2 separate regions of the Mus musculus genome follow, and region 1 is linked to region 2. The links are chromatin loops, found by intact Hi-C in ENCODE. Cell type or tissue: gastrocnemius. All regions are shown on one strand. Each heading gives the region's core, and the rest is flanking DNA. Links, peaks and the distances in the headings are about the cores only. Region 1 overlaps Taok2 (TAO kinase 2). Region 2 holds the start of Tlcd3b (TLC domain containing 3B).

What was found. Hi-C counts contacts between places; a loop is a spot of excess contacts. Peaks named below come from ENCODE experiments on the same cell type or tissue, not always from the same donor. Only the 100,000 strongest peaks of a DNase experiment are listed, where the experiment ranks them.
Region 1: a loop joins it to region 2, with 2.0 times the contacts of the local background. A loop is called at or near these places in 6 of 42 quality-filtered maps.

Annotation. Positions count from the first base shown.
Region 1 is chr7:126,879,245-126,882,147 of GRCm38, forward strand. Taok2 (TAO kinase 2) reads right to left here. Exons shown (of 16, transcript NM_001163775.2): 2 at 1,253-1,419; 3 at 1,004-1,075; 4 at 808-909; 5 at 163-208; 6 at 1-43. The coding sequence starts at 1,384. Among named protein-coding and RNA genes, the nearest start is that of Taok2, 4.3 kb to the right of the region's middle. In gastrocnemius, for the core only: no CTCF peak of the experiment used is centred there; a DNase peak (open chromatin) is centred at 1,376; H3K4me3 peaks cover 1,565 bases; H3K27ac peaks cover 1,792 bases.
Region 2 is chr7:126,820,771-126,823,673 of GRCm38, forward strand. Tlcd3b (TLC domain containing 3B) reads left to right here and starts at 2,533. Exons shown (of 5, transcript NM_029978.1): 1 at 2,533-2,903. In gastrocnemius, for the core only: a CTCF peak has its summit at 1,237 (motif pointing right); DNase peaks (open chromatin) are centred at 1,252, 1,661, 2,138 and 2,750; H3K4me3 peaks cover 1,517 bases; H3K27ac peaks cover 2,100 bases.

The DNA of each region.
Region 1 (2,903 bases), core at 165-2,664, 58 kb after region 2:
GTCACAGCTGCAATCTCTACCTCCTGCAGGGGTTTCTTGTGCACTGTAGAAGGAAACCAAATAACAAACTGAGGGACCACAGGGGGAATAAGATGGAATAAGCTACTTTCTCCTATGGCTTTCTTGTTTATCTTCCTTATGCCCATGTTCAGATTTACCTACCTTCTAGAAGATCAGAAGCTGAGCCCAGGCAATACTCCATCACCAGCTAAGGAAGGGTCAAGTGTTAGAGATCATCAGATTCTGGCCACCCAGCTCCCTTGAGCAAAACTCAAAACAGAACTTTATTGTTCATCTTCTACTGAGGCAATGCCAAAAGGGTGATAGAGAAGGGAAGCCAGAGAAAACAAGAGGTGCTGGGAGCATCTCTGGATTCAAGCCCCTGCCCCACCTCACCCCCAAAGATTCCAAGACACCTACCACTGCTCCCATCTGGGCCCCTTTTGATCCCCCTTAATCACCACCTTCTAAAGAGCATACTGTCTATGCAACTTGGTGTCAGCCTCTTCTGCACCTCTACACAGATGTTCATTTGTTTGTTTTTCTTTTTTAATATAGGATCTCACTGTGTAGTTTTGGCCCAGGTTGGCACAAAACTCACTAGGTAGTCCAGACTGGTCTTGAACTCACAGAGATCCACCTGTGTCTGCCTCCTCAGTGTTAGGATTAGAGGTGTGTGCCACCATGCCTGGCTTATTGGTTTTTCTGAGGACTAACATAGTCAGAAAGAGACTGCCTGTTTAAAACGCTGGACCAGGAAAAGATTGACCTGAGTAAAACTGTTACTGCAGTTGTGGGACAGCTCACCCAAGCTGTGTGCTCCCTCAGGTAACAGCCCCGGTACTGAATGGTATTAGGATGCCGTAGCTTCTGTAAGAACCGCACTTCCTTGATGATATCCTGCCATTTCTAGAAGGTCAAGAGAAGAAGGGGTTACCCAGGCTGCACGTTGAGACTAGGGCCCTCTGCCCTCCACAACCTGATGTTAATCAACCTGACTCACCTCATTTGATTGCTTCCCACTATAGGACATCTTCTTGATGGCCACCACCTCACTGTTCCGGACATCCCGGGCCTAGAGGACCAGATTGGAGGATGGAAAAGACCACCTTGGGCATGGGGTGAAAGAGGACCCGCTGAGCTATTAGAAGAGGGTGGGAAGGATTATTTTGGTGGAGTGGTGCAGAGGCCTGGAGACCCACAGGTTGAAAGAGACTGAGCCCTGCTTTACCCTTTTCAAGACCCAACTCACAAAGTACACTGCTCCAAAGCTGCCATGGCCGATCTCCCGGAGGTCAGAGAAGAGCTTCTCAGGGTCATCCTTGAAGAAGAGCTCAGCCACATCAGGGTCCTTCAGGCTCCCGGCCCGGCCCCCAGCTGGCATGATGGCCCCAGGGGGCCCTGAGATTGGGATCTTGCCTGGAAAAAGGACATAGGACCCTTAGAGCTAAGATAGGGCCCAGAGGGAGAGAGAGGTCCTCCCTCAGGTTTCTACCTCCTCCTCCCCTCATTTACTGATGAGGGGGAGGTACTGCTGAGGAAAGGTAGGTAGGGGGGCTGTTAATAACAACATCAAAGCTAAAAAAAAAAAAAGTTGCCCTGGCAACCAGATGGGGGTGATGGTAGTGGGGATGGCTGGTGGTCTCTGGAATCCCTAAAATTGCCACAAAGACAATTCTGGGAAGCCAAGCATCCCCTAATCAGCCCTCACTAATTTCTCAGCTCCCTATACACTGCCATTTCCCTCAAGCATAAAGATTTGTGTCTCAGCCAGAGCTTCAAATCCCAACATGTCCTGCCCCACAAGTTCTCATAGTCCAGTGATTTCCAGGGACCTTCCTGTACCCCTTGGTGCTGAGGCTACCTCCTCCTTCAAGCTCTCAAACACTGGATGAGAACAGGAAACAGGCCGGATGTGGTGGAAATCCGGCCATTGTTACAAGTTGGTACTGGCCTGAAGGGACCAAGGAGACTCATTTTCAAAAAACGTAGGGACCCTGTGGCAGGGAGAACATCCAGACTAGGAACAGTAGGGACTGGCACCTGACATTGGGGACCGCTGTGTTCTGGGCTGCCTCTCTTGTCCAGTCCAACTGCATAAGCAGCATACATGGGAATAGGATGTTGTGGGTCACAAATAACATTCTCTGAGCATGGGTGTTAAGCATCTCGGCAAGCATCACCTCTCAGCGGGCTCCACAACCTCATGGATAAACACTATGGTCACATGCATCCCTTACAGACACGAAAACAGGTTCTGAAAAGGCAAATGATTTGCTACCACCAGGCATCCAGAACAATTATATGAAACTAGCAAGGTCTGATCAAGATCACCATTTTCCAGAGTTACTGAGGTAGAGAGAAGAAAAAGGCCTTTCCCAAGGTCACAGAACAGGACCTTTCCCTTTCAGGTTCAGGACAGAATTCTGTTAGGAGGCAACTAAGCCCAGCCTCCCTGTTTTAGGAGAACCTCCCAGATCATTCCAGCCCTTGAGGGGTGGGCGTTCCAAAGCAAACTCAAAAACAAACTCCAAAGCAAAGTTGCCACAGGGTACCAGGACCAGAACGCACACTCTAGGATAGGCTTTTTAAAGGACTAATGGGAATTTTGGACACAAAGCCCTCAGCAGAGTTGGACTCCTGAGGCAGAGTTCTAGCTACTTAAAAGTACCTAACAATTTCAGCATATAATTATATTCTGTGGCACATTGTTTCCTGTCCATGCTGTTAATTTTGTCTCCTTAGCTCAACTGGAAGCTGGCGGGTGGAAAAGGAGCTAGACTCTTTGTAGGCCCTTAGGGTGGGAAAGGCTCACAACTGACGGACTGGCTGCTCTCAGCTGCTTAGTCTGCTCAAGGCAGGCCCTCTTCTCTTGGAGCATAGTGGCAACCACCCCTCACCAC
Region 2 (2,903 bases), core at 269-2,768:
CCTGGCTGTCCTGGAACTCACTTTGTAGACCAGGCTGGCCTTGAACTCAGAAATCCGCCTGCCTCTGCCTCCCAAGTGCTGGGATTAAAGGTGTGCTCCACCACGCCCGGCTAAGTGGTTGCTTTTTAACCGACAACTCAGACGAGAATTTAAGGAGATACTATCTTCTGCTGGCAACATCATACTGGGGAAAAAATGTATTTGTGGGAGAGGTTGGGCCCTCGGGCTGTTACTATAAAGGTGAACAATGCCGGGGTGGAGCTGGGACTGGGGTGTGCAGAAAGCAGTGCTTCAGGGTTGTTTTTGTTTTTGTTTTTCTTTCTTTTCAATGCTGGGTATGGAGCCCCGAGCCCCTGATGTGCTAGGTAGCTCCTGAGCCCTCAAAGGCAGAATTTACCGAGGAGACTCTGTAAATCCCCAGAAAAGAAAAACGAAAATCAAAAGCACAAACCCGAAACCTGTCTTGTTCTGCTGCAGCCTGTGCTATCCACAGTCAGCTCTGGATCCCCTGACCACGTCTGTGTTCACAGACACGTTCTGATCCATGTCACCGCCCCAGCTTAGAGCCTTGGTGCTTTTGTTCCTTGCTGTTTTGTTTTTGTGTGTGTTATTTTTTGTTTTGTTTTTTAGGTAGGGTCTCTCTCTGTAGCCCAGGTTACATCTTCTAACTTTTGAAAGGTTTTGTATTTTGTTTTATCCCGTTACTCTTAGTGAGCCTCCTGCCTCAGCCTTCTGAGTGCTGGAATTTCAGGCCTGTCCCTTCATCTAGTAGCTCAAGCTAGGCTAAGTGCATCTATTTTTTGACAGGGTCTCCTATGTATTCCTGACTAGCCTGGGATTTTTGCCGGGATTTTGCTGTATAGACCTGGTTGTCCTGGAAGCCCCAGGGCTCTGCCTCCTCTGTCTCCTGTGCACCCCAGGGCTCTGCCTCCTCTGCCTCCTGTCACCACTGTCTTTGGATTTTCCTGAAGTGAAGCAAACATAAGCTTGAAATCCTACTTTACTAATAATGAACATAGCTATGTTATCTTGACACTTTAATAAACCCTCTAAGCCTTGGTTTCTCCTTCCTCAACCCCTAGAAGACTTAAGAAGCATTGACATAAACCATGCTCAGTCTGTAGTAAGACCTGGGAAAGTGGACCTCTTCCCCTGTGGTTTCCAGGTCTACGAAGGTCTCTAATAGTAGCCCCAACTCCTGCGGGTGTCAAGACTTCCCTCAGCCACTCCCACAGACTGCCACTAGAGGGCAGCACAAAATAGCGAATTGGCCCCTTCCTCTAGGGCGCAGAGGGAGTAGGCTGTGGGCTGGAAAGGTCAGTTGTCAGTAGATAAGTAGGCTCATCTCAGGGTCAGTGAGAAACTCAAGCTACAGTGAGGTGTCAGTCCCCATGATATACAAGTCTGAAGGACAGATGGGTTTGGGAAAGGCCAGGCTCTAAGAGGCCATGTGAGAGTGAGCATTAGTAGTTGTGTGCTAGGCCTAAATTACCCTGGCCAAAGCACGGGGCTGCTCTTCCCCTTGGATTAAAGGAGGAAGTTGAGTCAGCCAGCCACCAGGCTCTTCTGTGTAAGCAGGACTGTTCTGAGGAGTGGCCGAGGACAGGGAACCAAGGCAACAAGGAAAAGGGGACTCCAGGAGGCCATTGGCCTGAGGGAGGGGCCCCGGCTTCCATAACTCCACTGGGTTTTCCAGGCAGCAAGCACCCTCTGCTCTTCAAGCCCACCTTCTAACCCTCTCTCCCAGGCGAGCACTTCCTCTGTCGCCCAAGCTGGCTACCAGGAGTGATCCTCCTGCTCCTGGAGTGCCACCAGGTCTACATGACTGCTTCCTGTCTCCCAGTGCCCTGGTGCTAGCCATCAAAGCCATGCTGGAGGGCTCTGACAGCCAGCCATCTCTTCCCACTTAGCTCTGTTCCTGTCACATCTTAACTTTCTGATCTTGGGGAACCTTGGCTCCCACCTCAGGGCTATCCCCTGACCTCTGAAGAGCATAGGAGCATAGATTTCCCCCTGGGCTGTCACAATAGTGAGCCACACTCCTGAGGGAGTGACTCGTTGTGGTGCGAGTCGGAGTGCAAGCGAGGTGACTGATGTAGTTTCCACTCCCTCTGACTGGAGAGGCGGACGGGCGGGGTGGAGGGGGCTGTGGGTCTGAAGGACACCGTGAAATGGCTTGTTCCTATCTGTGCCTTCAGGGAACACACCATCTACTCAGGCTGCTTTCTTCAGGAAATCTTCTTGGCTGGAGTGAGCACCCCTAAGCTGAGATCCCTGCAGGCCACTGAGGGACACCCATTTATGTTTATAAGCACCAGCAGAAGGAAATGCCAGACATTTTTAAAGTGCTGACAGGAAAGGCGGCTCAGTACTCCTGCTAGGTGGAGGTGTCCGGGGGGGGGGGGGGGTTTAAGAGAAGAGCCATCCTTTCCCTAAGCCCTTGTCCCCAGCAGCCCCCTGCACTGCAGCTCCTGTCTCTTTAAGGGCCTCCCCCTCCCTCTTTCCTTGTCCCCCCCCATCTCTGTCGCAGCCGCTGCTGTGGCTCAGAGCTGCATGGGAGACAACGCTGCTGCAGGTCCGGTTTCTTGGTGTCTGGTCGGTGCCATCATTTCCCTCCCCCTCTCCCACCCTCCCCAAGCTGGTGGCTTCCCCTCCCCCTCCCCCTCCTCACAGAGGGGGCAGGGGGCTGGGCACCAACTCTATAATGCCATGTGCGGTGTCTGCACAGGGCAGCGGGGCTCTAGCGGCAGCAGCAGGAGGAGGTGGTAGCCTGTGGTGGCGGGAGAGCGGTGTTGACTGGTGACCGCTTGCCCAGCTGCGCCTCCGCTCCGCTCCGCTCCGTCCTTTCCTCCCTCCCTTTTTTCAGGGCTGGCACCACCGTCCCCCACCCCGCCTCCTTGGGC